Linked DNA regions of Mus musculus: region 1 is linked to region 2. Evidence: chromatin loops called from intact Hi-C (ENCODE). Cell type or tissue: left cerebral cortex. All regions are shown on one strand. Links, peaks and the distances in the headings refer to the core of each region. The heading gives the core; the rest is flanking DNA. Region 1 holds the start of Smad5 (SMAD family member 5). Region 2 overlaps Trpc7 (transient receptor potential cation channel, subfamily C, member 7).

Region 1 (2,908 bases), core at 145-2,644, 88 kb before region 2:
TTGTAAATCCATGCCAGGCTCCAGAAGCCATGCCTTCCAAGGGCCGGTAACAGCAAAGACTTAACAGCCAGGAATCAGTAAGCCAGGCAGTGTTGGCGCATACAGAGTCCTCCTGCGCAGAGTTTATGATGTAGTAAAGAAGTTTAAGATGGAGACCTGAGATTGCACACTGATGGCCTGTAGGCTATATTGGGACCATGGGCTTGTTTTGTTTGGCTTGTACCAGGGTGAGTCTTCTCAATGTCTAAAAAAGAGAAGGGGAGGGCAGGTCAGGGAGCCCAGGAAAGAGACAAAGAGGCAGCTGATCAGATAAATGTGTGATTTCCTTTTAGTATAGAAAAAGATGCATTTCCAACTTTCTTCGAAAAGCCAGAAGATCTGCCAATAATGGGCGGACACTGCCACATTTCTTCCTGCGGATGGTTGGCTGCAGTCACAGCTGCTGCCTTCCCTTGGTGCTCTCTCTCTAGTTCCCCAGCTCTGGCCGGATTCTCACCTATCACCCTTTGACATGGCTGCTTCCATAAACGCCTCCTCACGGCATTTATTTAATCTCTTCCAAATAGAAACAAGCCGTTGGAGTCTGGAGAAACATGGAAACCGCCGCATTTGTGTGTCAAGTGAGGTGACCCTGGTTCAGGCGGAGGAGGTGGTAATAAAAGTGAGGAGAAACTGTCAGAATTAGGGATCTACAGAATTGATATTGGAGGATGGGATTGACTGGGAAAGGTTAAAAATAGTTCCAATTTACTCAAAAAGAAAACCGGTGTGTGTGTGTGGGGGGGGGGGGGATCAGTTTTAAAGACCTTTAAAAATAAACACGAAACTATTTTAAAAAGCTTTCCCTTGCTGTCCAAGCTGACCGTTTGGAGGGGAAGAGAAGCCAGACAGCCGGATTAGTACAGAGCTACCCTGTAAGACAGCTCGAGCACCTCTAAGCCTCCACTTGCTGAAGCCTGAGAGCTCAAGGCGCTCCCGGCTTCCAGATGTGGGGCGGTGTCCCGTGAACAGCTGGGACTGTGTCCTGAGAAATGGCCACTCGTCCTCAGCTCCGGGTTCAGCACTATCTCCACCTGCAGAGGATTTTCCCCCTTTGGGAGCAATATTAAGGCTACATCTAGTAAGCTGTGTGGTATCTGATGCTCAGCCAGAGGTCTCTGTCTCTTAGGGTTTCTATTACAAATCAATGAAAACGGCGAAGTTGTAGCTGAAGATACTTTTTAACGCTTTAGATTGGCTAGAAAGGTCTCCAGCTCTCCAGAGCGAGGACGACCGTTTCGCTATAAGGCGGGTGAGCTTGGCTAACCCAAGTGCCACTTCCAGGCTCGCTGCGGACAGCAGAAGCCAGGCCTCGGCCACTCCCGACGCGCATGCGCCGGCCGCCGCGGCCCTCCGCCGCCGCCCCCCCTCCCCCTCATCATCCGGGTCCCCGGCGAGCGGGCGCCGAGCGCTTGTCCCGGGGCCGAGCTGCTAATAAAGTTGCGGCGCGTGCACAGCGCGGCGACGGCGTGAGGAGAGCGCGCCTGGGCGGCGGGGAGGTGAGTGAGGGGCCCCAGGGCGGGCGCTCGGGGCCCGGCGGAGGGACAAGCGCCGGCGGCAGCGGCCCGCGTGAGGCTGGAGGCCTAGAGGCTCCCCACGCGGGACCTGACGGCACGGGACGGGGCTCCGCGCAGCGCGGGAGGCCCCGGTGCTAAGGAGGCCCCGCGCGGCCGACGAGGCCGGCGCGGACGAGGCCGCTGCCACCTCGGCGCGCCACCGACGCCCGGGCCCGCGCGCGGAGCCGCGCAGGCGGCCTAGGCCGAGCGCGCGCCCCGCCGCTTTGTGTCTGGGAGATAAGGATCCGCGCTTATCGGTGGGAATTACACTCCGGCCAGCCGGCTGGCGGCGACCCGCCCCTGCGCCCGCCCGCCCGCCCGCCCGCCCGCTCGCCCGCCCGTCACTCTCCGGACGTCGCAGAGGCTCCCTCGCTGCGCTAAACTTTGTGTGAGGAAGCGAAGCAGCTTTTGTCTCTGCCCCGGTCCCGGTGGTTCCCTTGGGCATGCGTGCCCAAGTTCAGACTCCATCCCCTCCCCCTGCCCTTTCTCCTCTGCGCTTCTGGCTGCGCCGAGCCGGGAACCCTAAGCTCTGGGAACTTCCCCGGTGGCGGCCGTCTTAGGGTCAGAGCATGCTCAGTGGCCCGGACTTTTCGGTTGCAGAAGGAGCTGGCGGGGATGGTCGAGGTATTTGGAGGTGTGCCAGCGATCCGAAGCGTGTCTCTGTGTGTGTGTGTGTGTGTGTGTGTGTGTGTGTCCGGTTTGTGATGGCCCCGGCGAAAGGAGTCCCGGCCAACCTGGAAGGCAGGAACGGCCGAACACTGTAGGCTAGATCTTTATCTTGATCGTAAAAGACAGTGTTTCCTGAGCAGCTGGAGGGGGGTGGGGGGTGGGTATTTCTGGCTGCTGCTGCGTTTAGATGGGTGTGGTGCTAAGTATATCTTGTTTATCTTTCTGTGGAAAAAGTTTTGAAGTCTGGTGGAGTTGATCACATCATGCCTGTTGCCTAGCACTATCAAGTGTATGCCTACCTAGCAACGGACACTGGGCGATCAATGGAATTTGTTGGTTGCTTTGACAGAGGCTAAGCGAAAGGGTACATGTGATTTCTTTTCTTTCTGACAGGGTTTTGCTAGGCAGACCTTGAACTCTGGCCAATCCTCCTGCCTCAGCTTCCAAGTGCTGGGATTACAGGGGTGAGCCATCACCAACTCTGGCTGTGTGTTTCTTTTTTAAACAAAGAGTGCTTGGATTTTCTTAGTGTATGGGAGTTACCGTTAAAGTTGAAAACCCAGTAGGTTTAGAAACGCTTAGAGTAGTAGTTGAGGGTTTCTGCTAGATGCCAGCCCATAATGCCTGTTGTATGGAAACAGTTC
Region 2 (2,908 bases), core at 220-2,719:
CCCCATACAGCACGTAGCCAATATTCTCGATGAACTTGTGGTCGTATTTCAGCACCACCGAGATGACCTCAGACAAGCCAAATATGGACCAAAACAAGGTTTTAAAGCTTTCTTCAACTCTACAAGGAAACAGACAGGCCTTTTAAGCATCTTGAACTAGTTCACACTTTTAACATGAAAGCTGCCCTCTCATTACCAGGCTTTAATGGCCTCTCCCCACACCCCCAGCCCAGAATGGGCCTGGGGTGGGCTGCGACTGCCTACACTCTGAAATATTGAGGTGCTCATATTTCTAAGAAGACTTGGAAAGACTCTCGCATGGCAATGTCTTCTGTTTTAAAATTCAATTTTGTTGGCTAGGACTCCAGGCTGGGATATTGTTTTTATCCTGCTGTAATTAATCAGACATCTAAAATTAAACACAGGGCAAATGTTTGCTTTTGAGCCTCAGGAGAGTTCATTGCTCCTCTGGGGGACGCTCAAACAGCTTTTCTTAGGCTCCATGGCCTGACCGTGACCTGTGTTCAACAGACTGAGCTGGCACTGCTACCTGGTGGCACTTGTGGGCCTCTGACACCTGGTAGCAGGCTCACGTTTTCCCTCACTGTCTGTGACCAGGGAGGCCTGATCAGAAAACAAGCTGAGGAAAATGCACGCATGTTCTACTTCTACAGGTGCCGCATCTGGTGTGTGCTGCCCATGTGCACTGGGTGGGTGGTCCTGGGGAGGCCTGGCTGTTAGCAGATGGCTCTTTGACCTTTTGAAATTACTGGACACAGAGGTTTCAGTCCCCAAGCACATCTCACGGTCCTAACCTTCTGGCTATGAATTCGTATCAGGCTTATTATATAATATCCAATCAAAAAGCTGGATTGTGGTTGGATGGCTTAGAACATGCCTCTGTCGTCGGGACATAAAGTTCAACTTTCTAACCTGTATCCAGATTTCTAGTGCAGTTATAAGACAGGACTTCCCCCCACCCCCGCCACCCCTTAACATTTCGGATTTCCAACACGCACCCACAAGTGGCCAGGATTAGCTGGAGCTCACCCCACCCCATCAGTGTTTCTCAAGCACTGAGATTTTTTTTCTTGAGAAAAGGTACAAAAATGTTAGTTTTCCAATTTGGGCTAAAAAATCCACTCTTGACTTGCATGAATTTACAGTTCTCCTGCATGTGAGAATATGGGGGTGTCTAGGTGTGGGGGTGGTGGCTAGTGTGCACAAGCAGCTGTGTGGCTCATTCCCTGTGCATCTCAGAGTCTGAGAAGCTGGTATCCGAAGCAAGTTTACGCTGGTATTGCTTGCCTTTTATTTCCTCTGAAGCTGTGAGTTTGTAACATTTAATCAGGAATCTACTAGCAGGGTTTTGTTTGTTTGCTTGCTTGCTAATTTGATTGTGTTTGACACAGGGTCTCACTATATAGCTTTGGCTGGCCTGGAGCTCACTGTGTAGATTAGGCTGGCTTTGAACTCAAACAGATCTGTCTGCCTGAGCCTCTGCCTTCTGAGGGCTAGGACTAAAGGCCTGCATCACTTTTTGAAGTGAAGACTAGATGCAAGCCATTACTGAAGAGCTCTGGTTCCCACTGCCATTCTAGAAAGGGAAAATGGTTTCCTCCTAGAAGGTGTGAATCCATTTTATATGAGAACATGGCGTTCACTGTGCGGGAGATTTGCGGAGGTACTGTCTGTCTCCCATCGAGATGGAATGATTCTGTTATCTCGTTGTGGAAAGGAACTGTGGCATAGAGAGTCCCAAGTCACGGGATGGTGAGTTCCAGATCCTAACCGCATAGGAGCCGGCCGCTCTCCTTCTCTTGCACAGCTGTTCCCTTTTCCACAGGATCCAGCAAAAAGTGGTAAGCACTTGTCCCAAACAAGTGGCTAATACCTGTGACAGCGAGATGTTTCACCCAAATTCACTTTCCGTTCCTTACCCTAGACCACCCCACAGGTCTCTGGCTGATGCCAGTGAGGTCACAGGGGACACAGGTGGGACGAGCCCTCTACATTGGTTTCAGTTGGGGAAGAAGGGTCCTGAGGGTCCCACATGTACTGTTTCTCACTATGGAGTTTGCCCCGAGCCCTCGTCTATTTCCAGTTCCTTCTTAGGCATTCTGTGTTTGTAATCAGAAGGCGACAGAGCAGGCAGATCACACTTTGGTTAAACTGTTTTTGCAGGGGGGGGGGGCTCTAACGTGACACAACCCCACTCCAGACAGCTAGCACCGCATGCTCATTTGATACCCCCTCCTCCAGTGCAAGGATTAGCCTCTGAACCTCCACTTAGCCTCATTTCTAGAAACATAATTACAAGAGGCCCAGATTTGAGATTGCTAGAGGGATAAACACTCTTCCCTGATTGGCTGCGAAGGGGTCTTAGCCAGACTGCAACGACCTCTTTCAGGCTCTTGAGGAGAGGTCTGCGGCTCTTTCTCCTCTTTGTAGGAGGCAGAATGAGCTGAAGCAACAGACCCCCCTTTCAGAGAAAAGGTGGGCTGACTGACCAAGTCAGGGCAGTGAGGGCCGCTGTCAGTCTCTGGGCTTTGTATCTGGAGCCAGCCCAGTCCATAGGAGCGTTCAGTGTACTGAGTATGAACAGATTGGTGTTTGCTATTCGTATTGGCAGAGGAGACCTTATTGGCTGACATCTGACATGCAAGATTACCTAAGCTAAGCTGTGAGTGATAGCATGCTTTGTCTAGACTGACACAATGTGAATAGATAAGATCTGAGTGGAATTGAAGAGTTAAAATTAGAAAAAAAATACTTACGATGAAAACTAGCATACAACGTTGCTGAGAATTTACTAGATGATCTTGGCTTGGGGAAAGTTTCAGAAACTATTAATACAGACTCCAAGAGATCCGACCACACAGAAATTAGCTCCTGAATGTCAAAAACA

The links. A loop is a pair of places that touch in the nucleus more often than their neighbours do. Peaks named below come from ENCODE experiments on the same cell type or tissue, not always from the same donor. Only the 100,000 strongest peaks of a DNase experiment are listed, where the experiment ranks them.
Region 1: a loop joins it to region 2, with 6 times the contacts of the local background. A loop is called at or near these places in 3 of 42 quality-filtered maps.

What each region holds. Positions count from the first base shown.
Region 1 is chr13:56,701,594-56,704,501 of GRCm38, forward strand. Smad5 (SMAD family member 5) reads left to right here and starts at 1,417. Exons shown (of 7, transcript NM_008541.3): 1 at 1,417-1,538. In left cerebral cortex, for the core only: no CTCF peak of the experiment used is centred there; DNase peaks (open chromatin) are centred at 1,086, 1,454, 1,740 and 2,094; H3K4me3 peaks cover 1,764 bases; H3K27ac peaks cover 1,265 bases.
Region 2 is chr13:56,789,679-56,792,586 of GRCm38, forward strand. It overlaps Trpc7 (transient receptor potential cation channel, subfamily C, member 7), which reads right to left. Exons shown (of 12, transcript NM_012035.3): 8 at 1-119. Among named protein-coding and RNA genes, the nearest start is that of Gm52066, 25 kb to the left of the region's middle. In left cerebral cortex, for the core only: no CTCF peak of the experiment used is centred there; a DNase peak (open chromatin) is centred at 1,184.